Regions from separate parts of the Mus musculus genome. Here all the other regions are linked to region 1. Evidence: chromatin loops called from intact Hi-C (ENCODE). Cell type or tissue: left cerebral cortex. All regions are shown on one strand.

Region 1 (2,500 bases):
AATAATAAAAATAAAGAAATCTCGTAACCCCAAAGAGAAGTGAAGCCTGAAGAGTGACCAGATGCAAGAGCAGGAGAAAGCAGGGGTGTGTCCACATGATTCAAACAGGTCCAGCAGGGAGGGAGAGGGGAAGCAGATGATGGACAAAGATCCTGGGCCTAGAACACTAGGAATTTAGCAATAGAAGAGAACTCCAAACAAAATAAACAGACAGCAGAACGGTCTCAGCACCAGCGCCTAGACAAAGTAGAAAGGCTTTGTGGGAAGAGAGTGGCAACTCTAGAAAGATCAAACTAGAAATCGTGTTTCAACCAAGTGGGGGCACAGAGTGGAAGAAATGGGCAGTATGTTTGAATCTCTTCAGAGAGATATGCAGGCAAGGAGAAAATGGAGGATGAGTGGGATGAGACCTCTGAGGGAATGGAGTCCGGAGCACCTTAAGAATCCATGCGGTTGGGGGATGAAGGAATGCCCCCCAAAAAAAACAGTCGGGGGGGGTCCCAAGGTTACCAGTAGGACACAGGAGTAACATCAGGGGCCTCTCTGCCTTGTCTGACCCACTCCGGGACAGCGTGTGACCACAGTGCCCTCTCGTGGTGAGAGTCGGCATTACATGAGCCCTCGTGAGGCCTAAGACACTGGATCTCCACTGAACAAGCACCCAGAGCCTTGACTTTGCAGGGAGAGAGAGGCAACTCTAGAAAGATCAAATTAGAAATCGCATTTCAACAAAGTGGGGGCACAGAGTGGTAGAAGTGGGAAGTGTGTTTGAACATGCAGTGGACTCCTGGACTGGCTTGGAAACCATTTGGACGGGGCTTTTGTCTTTTCTTGTACTTGTCCTTAGTGAAGGCAAAAATTAAAAGCCACGTGAACTGCACCAATTATCCAAAGCAAAAGCTATACCCCCAAAGCAACCGTGCCCGCGTCATCTTTTTCACACATGTTGTGACCTGCCAGGCTGAGACCATAATACAGACGGCGTGGTCCAGCGGGCACCTGGACGACTGCAGGCACCAGAGCCTCTCCTTTCACCAGCGGAAAGGTGGAAAACGAAACAACCAACCCCGCTCCCGCCTCCCCCCGTGTGTAGGGGGGTGGGGGGGGGGGAATGCGGCTTGAACTGAAAGATTGTCTGCACAATGCTGCCATCTACCGGAAAGTTCTGGGAATGCGCCCGCTAGGCGCTGGCCAGGTATTCCAGGTCCTTGGCTCAACAGCAGAGCCATGCCCACGAAGCTCCAGCATCTTTATTAACGGTGGGTTTTCAGGCGTCGGAACACATCACTGACTCACTGGGGTAACTCAGGAAAATAAGTAGCTGCTTATTTAGGTCCTTTGGTTTGAGGGGTTTTTTTTTTCATATTAAAACAATAAAACTTCTAAAAAAACACTCCACTGTGGAGTTTCCAATAAGCATAAAAACAAAGAGCACAAAACTCTCTGCAGGCCAGGATAATGAGCTGGCAGTCTCAGGGTACAAGTTCGTTGTCAGCCCCCGAAGCTGAAGTACATGGCAGGAGGGCTGAAGCCAATGGCTGTCAGCTTCTTGGGGTTCAGTTTATCTGTAACATGAAGGTTTTGAGGCTTAGTTGGCTCATCCTTGGAAAAAGCTGAGAGAAGTTTAAAGCTACGTGACTACCAGATCCGACCAAGTGTAGACTCTAGTCTGAACCGAACAAAACAACAAGCAAGATGGCTGTTTCCAAGAGCTCCCGGTACAGAGATGACCCCATTCTCCAGATGCAATAGATCCCAGCACTCCAGGATGCCGCCCCAAGAATGTTGTCCCCTTCGTAAAAGTGCTCCTGTTGTTAGGTGTGGTGCTGCAGCCGGCAGTCCCGGAATTGGAGAGACAGAGACAGAGAGATTGAGAATTCCTGGTTAGGCTGGGCTACAAAGTAGTCGGCTAGCCTGGGCTATATAAAACGGCCCTATTTCAAAACTGAAAAGGGGAGGGGGGGAGATGAGGAGGAGGAGAGCGGAGAATGTAGCTAAGTCTGTACACTATTTGTGGGCTATGCACGAACTTCTTGGTAAGATGTCCAGCACTGCACAAACTGGATATGGAGGTACACCACTGTAATCTCACACTCAGGAGTTTGGACACAAGAGAATTAGGAGTTCAAAGCCATCTTCACATATATGTATCATGAATTTAAGACAAGCATGGGCTACATAATAGCCTGTCTCAAAAAGAGGAGGAGTTAGAGGAGGGGTGTGGCCTCCTCTGTCCCCCAAAGAGCTTCCAAAGAGCCCCAAGGAGCCCTGGTTTTCTAAGTCCCATCTGTTGGCTGAAATGTGTTTCAGTCTTCTTAACTACTAGACAGAACACGTTCTAAACATTTTTACAGTGACTATGATTTTTCCCAAGATTTCTGTTAGCAAATTAAATACAACAGAGTTAGTTTGCAAAGAGAATAATTCATGACCTGGGCAGCCCCTGAAAACACAGGTCCAGGAGTCTCTGTCCAGAAGCTGCACAGTGAGCCCTGCAGGC
Region 2 (2,500 bases), 110 kb after region 1:
TTTGAGATGCACGTCAGATAATCCACAGAGGAGAGAGGCTCATAAACAAGGATTTGCCTTGTAAGATCCTGACTGGTGATGGGCAGCTAAAAAGATGGACTTGGCTTTCTGGCTTCTCTTGTAGGTCCTTCCATAGTGACGCCCCCCAAGGACATCTGGAACGTCACTGGTGCCAAGGTGTTCTTGAGCTGTGAGGTCATCGGGATCCCAACCCCTGTCCTCATCTGGAACAAGGTCAGTAGTGCAGGCCTCGGGAAAGCATCGTGCAAGCCGGAAATCGTTTTTTGCATGGCCCAGGGCGGTGGGAATGGCACAGCTCAGTCTGCATCCACTGCCGGCTGCCCCACAACCATGAAGCCTGTGGCAGCTGGTATCACTCTACACTGGCACGGATCTTTCCTGACCTCCATCAGCCCAGTTCTGCTTTGGGTAGCAGTGTCCAAGCAGGGAGCTTGGGAAACTCAAAGAACCGTGGTGAATATCTAAACCCACTGTTTTCGTTGCTTTTGGTTACTGTGACCAAAGGTTACCCGACAGAAACTTTCAAGGGAGGAAGAAAGGTGGTTCGCTTTAGCTTCCAGGTTCAGAGGCTTATAGTCCCTTACACAGCAGGGAAGACATGGTGCTATCACTCAGTCTGTGGTGGCAGGAAGCTATGAAGTAAGGAAGAATCTTCAAACTCGTGCTAATAAAACAGCAAAGCCAGACACCCCTCTTTAGCTAGTTTGCTTCCTCAGCAAGCTCAGAAATGGAGGATAGTCTCAATTATTTTGTGTGCTTGTTGTCTGGTCAGAGGGGAGACCTCTGGGGCTCTGGGAGGGGGTTTCGGCCCCATTGTCAGAAGAATCCTAACAGATTCCAGTTCATATAGCCGAGGGGCAAAAAGAAAGAGAAGGCAGTTCCAGCGTCCGGGCACCCAAATGTGATCGGGACTGGAATTCTTGATCTCTGTTATCAATCTCTCGGCCTCACTTTCTCCTTCAGAAAGCTTCCTCCGCAGAGGGCAGAATTATCCTCACAGACCTCCGAAGCAGCAAAGCTTTCCCAGCTGCCGAGTGAGAAACCTTAGTCTAGATCATGGTTCCTGGCAGCCTCTGGCGCCCCCGTGTGGCCAGAAGAATGCGGCCACTGAGGAAACTACCTGGCTTGAGTGTGGTTACCAGGAAACGCCTGGACCACGGTGTGGGCAGAGGTGACCCAGTTCTAGTACAGCAGACCGATGACCCAGTTCTAGTACAGCTATCCCTCGCAGCTGAAACTTTCGTTAAAGGGAATAATGGGATGTTGCCTCTAAATTGTGCTTCGGAAAGAGATGTGGACGGGGAGTCAGGCATGTCAATAACGTGGTCGGCTACGTGTTCATTTAAACCTTCCCCCTGGCAGCTGAAGTTCCCCAATGCTTATTTGCGGTTAGTGGCTTGTGAAGAGCATGGCCGATAGTTTTCAAGGAAAACCGGCAAGAAGCTTTGTTGCTTCTCAAGGGGTCTCCATGGAATTTACAAAATGAGAAGCCAGGGTGACTCGAGGTACTTAAGTTTATAAGCCTCATTGCCGAAACTTGCAGAGAATAAGGTCTGTGGCACCCCGGCAAAATACACATGGGTCCCAGGGGAAATGAGTCGGCCTCGGGAGGCTTTGAAGTTATATGGCTTCCCTTAGAACACCAGACACCAGACACCAGACAGAGGTGGGGACCTAGGGGCTTGGAGAAAGGGGACTAAAAGAAAAAGCTCACAACTGCCTCTGACTCCCACCCACTCCAGGACATCCAAAGCCCTCTTCTGGCCTCTGAGGGCAGACCCAAACTCAGATATGCACATTAATGAGGATTAACATTAAGTAATGGTGCTAACAAGAAACAGCACCCAGAGATGTATAGCATTCGGTAGTTATTGGCGCTTTTTCTTATTTATTCCTTATTTACAATAGCAAGATTTTTGGAAGAATCTGCTGCAACCAAAGTACTCTAGAGCTAGGCATCAGGTGCCGCGTGTTCTGGGCAGGCTGAGACAGGATGGTGAGTTTGAAGCCATCCTGACTATATATAAAGAGATCTTGCAAAAAGATTAAAATAAAATAGCTAGACACCTAAACGACTTCTTGGTCTCCCCTTGAGCCTCCCCCAGCCCCAGCTGGCCATTTGTGGATAGCAGGGTTGGGTTTGCTTTTTTATTTGTTTGTTTTGTTTTGAAGATTCTTTTTGTCACAGGGCAGTGGTGGTTCATTAATCCCAGCACCTGGGAGGCAGAGGCAGGTGGATTTCTGAGTTCGAGGCCAGCCAGGTCTACAAAGTGAGTTCCAGGACAGCCAGGGCTACACAGAGAAACCCTGTCTCGAACCCCCCCTCCCCAAAAAAAGATCCTTTTTGTCAGGGTGTGGGGGATCTTCTATTGCTCTCCACCCTACTTTTTGACCTAGAGCTCACTGATTTGAGCTAGCCAGCTAGCCTGGAGGATCCTCGGGTCTCCACCTACCCTGCTCTGAGATTACAGGTGCTAGT
Region 3 (2,500 bases), 340 kb before region 1:
TCTGGGTTCCCCATCCAGCTTAGCTCAGCCACTCACAGGATATGGCACTGAGCACAATGATTGAGCTCATGTCTCAGGACAAGAAAAGGGAGGCATATCCTACGGCCTTCCCCAACGCCTCTTTGAGAGATGGGATGCAAAGAAGGAACTATGTGCATCTACACTTCACCTGCGTTTAGTACCAGCGTTATCCCAGCATCAGGATGGCTAAAAGTCCCGTATGATAAAAAGAGGTGAAAAAATGCCAAGAAGAAAAAAAATCAGCTCATGAAGAATGTTCCCTAGCTCCGGCCACCTCAGGCAAGGCCTGGCGGGGAGTGGTAATTACCGTAATTAAAACCAAGTTTCAGTGTCTCTGCGAAGCAGGTAGGACAGAGCCACTCGTCAGAATTTCAGTCTTGTGAGAAAGCGGTGCTGTAATAGGCCATAAAATTGTTCTAACCTTCCTTCCCTAAGCTGTCACATGTGGCCAGATCGATGGCTCCCTGGCACCTGCTGTGGTAGTAATTCCTGCTTGCTTTCAGCAGCCCCTGTGGGCTGCTGCAGTCCACAGCCAAGAACAGCTCCGGGGACTGATAAAGAGACATGACTGCTAGAGGCACGAGCAAGGCTGAACTGAGGGCAGGGGGATGGAGGGCAAGGCAGTGGGCCTGGGGCAAGGGACAGAATCGAGGTGGACAAAGAAAATCGGGCTGGCTGGGACATGAGCCACTCCTCCTTCAGTATCTCTCTGACCCCGGAAAGAGAAATAACAACAGAAAGCATGTTAATAGCAGCGAGATATGGAAGCAATCCTTTCTCTTCACCACTTTGCACAGGGCCTGGGTGACACCATAACCTGATTTGTGTTCTCTGTACTCCCTGGTATTTGGCGCCCAGGTCTCTTCTTTCGTTTTCTCTCCAACCTTTTAAAGTATAGTAACTGCTCGCGCCTTTCTGAAGCATGTGTTGGAGACAAAGAACACAGGAATATGTCATTTCCCATAAAGGCCAGAAAGGGTGTTGTGACCAGCGAAGTGCTAAAATGACATTTGCACTTAGGTGACAAACCGGCCCATTCCATTCCAGGTAAAAGCCTGGGCTTTTTTCCAGTTACTATAAAACACCAGAAAGTCAAGGCTGCCCTCCTCAGGCCACTTTGGGAATGACAGCTGATGCTTCCGATAGAGGATGGGGAGGGCAAGTGTTTGCTGCAATCAGGTACATGCCCGGGGTCTTGACCTTGAACAATATTCTCCAGGACACCAACACATTAGGAAAGGGCCAACCCAGAAGGAAGCTGCTTTATTCTGATCAATCCAGAGGATTTTTTTCACATAAAACAAAGCCTTTGAAGCCTGATTTCAAACAAGCTAAATCTGAAGGACACCATTTCTGACACTAAAGACTTGAAAGTAGACACATTAGTCTGGCATCCCGTCTGTGGCCAGACGCAATGCCCTGTGAGTATAGAGAAGTAAGGAGCCACTCCTCACGTGGCAAAAGAAAGAAAATACGGACATAATAGTCAAGACACAAAGTCACCCCCAGCTTCCTCACCAGAGGAGCAACCTGAACCCAGCGGGGAGTACATCTCTAAGTTTCTTCATCCATAAAATGAGGTTCCTAGACCAAAAGATGTCTGGATTCTTTCCCTCCAAGACACACTATTATCTATGTCCTTTATTTTGTACTTTCCGGTAGCAGTGTGAGCACCCTGAGAGGAGCAAATGAAACAAAGAACAGAATAAAACTAAGAACGTCACGCCAGCCCCTGGTTCACACCAACTGAGCATCCTCAGAGTTAGGAAGAAGGCTTTCTCTCCACTTGTACCTAACACAAAGGCACTGGGAAGGCATTTAAAGTGCACAAATGATTTTTTTAGGTCATTTACTTTACATTAAAGTCATGATATATTTATGTGTTTCTTTAATTAACAAATGCCAGAAAGAACCTCTACAATAGACTGCAGTGACAAGCCAGTGAATCTTGGGGACAAGTCTAATTTCTAAGGAGAAAAACCTACAACCACAACAGCCACTCTCGGTGTTGACTGCTGTGTGTGCTTTGAAGCCAGCCCTGGGGAGTCTCTGTTCCTGTTTGAATCCATGATATTCCCTCCGTTGCACACAGCTCTAGCCCAGGAAAAGGAAATCTCTTTACAGAGTATGGGACTCTCGCTTTACACAGAAAGCCCACACATACTGCAGTCAACTCTGGCCACCACTAATTATTCATTAGGAAAGGTTGAAGCAGCGACCCCGATTCTGAACAACTTATCTTAAGGGTTACCTTCGCTAAGTGTATGGAACCACCAGCCTTTTGCCCCTTAGAGAGCACAGCAAGCAGGTAGGATCCAGCTGCTTGCCTGGCTCTTCAGAGGTTTTCTTGTCTCCCTGTCCAAGCCTGTTATACAGGAGGAGACGTGCTCCAGCTCAGATATGCAAAGTGTGTCCAAAGAGGAAGAGTACACAGCAACCTGTAGATGGCAGTGAGCAACCCCTCACCTGCGTCCCCCTG

The links. Peaks named below come from ENCODE experiments on the same cell type or tissue, not always from the same donor. Only the 100,000 strongest peaks of a DNase experiment are listed, where the experiment ranks them.
Region 2: a loop joins it to region 1, with 5 times the contacts of the local background. A loop is called at or near these places in 28 of 42 quality-filtered maps.
Region 3: a loop joins it to region 1, with 8 times the contacts of the local background. A loop is called at or near these places in 17 of 42 quality-filtered maps.

Annotation. Positions count from the first base shown.
Region 1 is chr5:77,458,655-77,461,154 of GRCm38, reverse strand. No RefSeq gene overlaps it. Among named protein-coding and RNA genes, the nearest start is that of 1700017L05Rik, 5.6 kb to the left of the region's middle. In left cerebral cortex, CTCF peaks have their summits at 602 (motif pointing left) and 1,181 (motif pointing left); DNase peaks (open chromatin) are centred at 624 and 1,108; H3K4me3 peaks cover 536 bases; H3K27ac peaks cover 540 bases.
Region 2 is chr5:77,353,296-77,355,795 of GRCm38, reverse strand. Igfbp7 (insulin-like growth factor binding protein 7) reads left to right here. Exons shown (of 5, transcript NM_008048.3): 2 at 125-234. Among named protein-coding and RNA genes, the nearest start is that of Gm34648, 32 kb to the left of the region's middle. In left cerebral cortex, a CTCF peak has its summit at 1,104 (motif pointing left); a DNase peak (open chromatin) is centred at 1,112; H3K4me3 peaks cover 678 bases.
Region 3 is chr5:77,802,366-77,804,865 of GRCm38, reverse strand. No RefSeq gene overlaps it. Among named protein-coding and RNA genes, the nearest start is that of Gm34912, 130 kb to the left of the region's middle. In left cerebral cortex, a CTCF peak has its summit at 1,123 (motif pointing left); DNase peaks (open chromatin) are centred at 502, 690 and 1,096; H3K4me3 peaks cover 587 bases.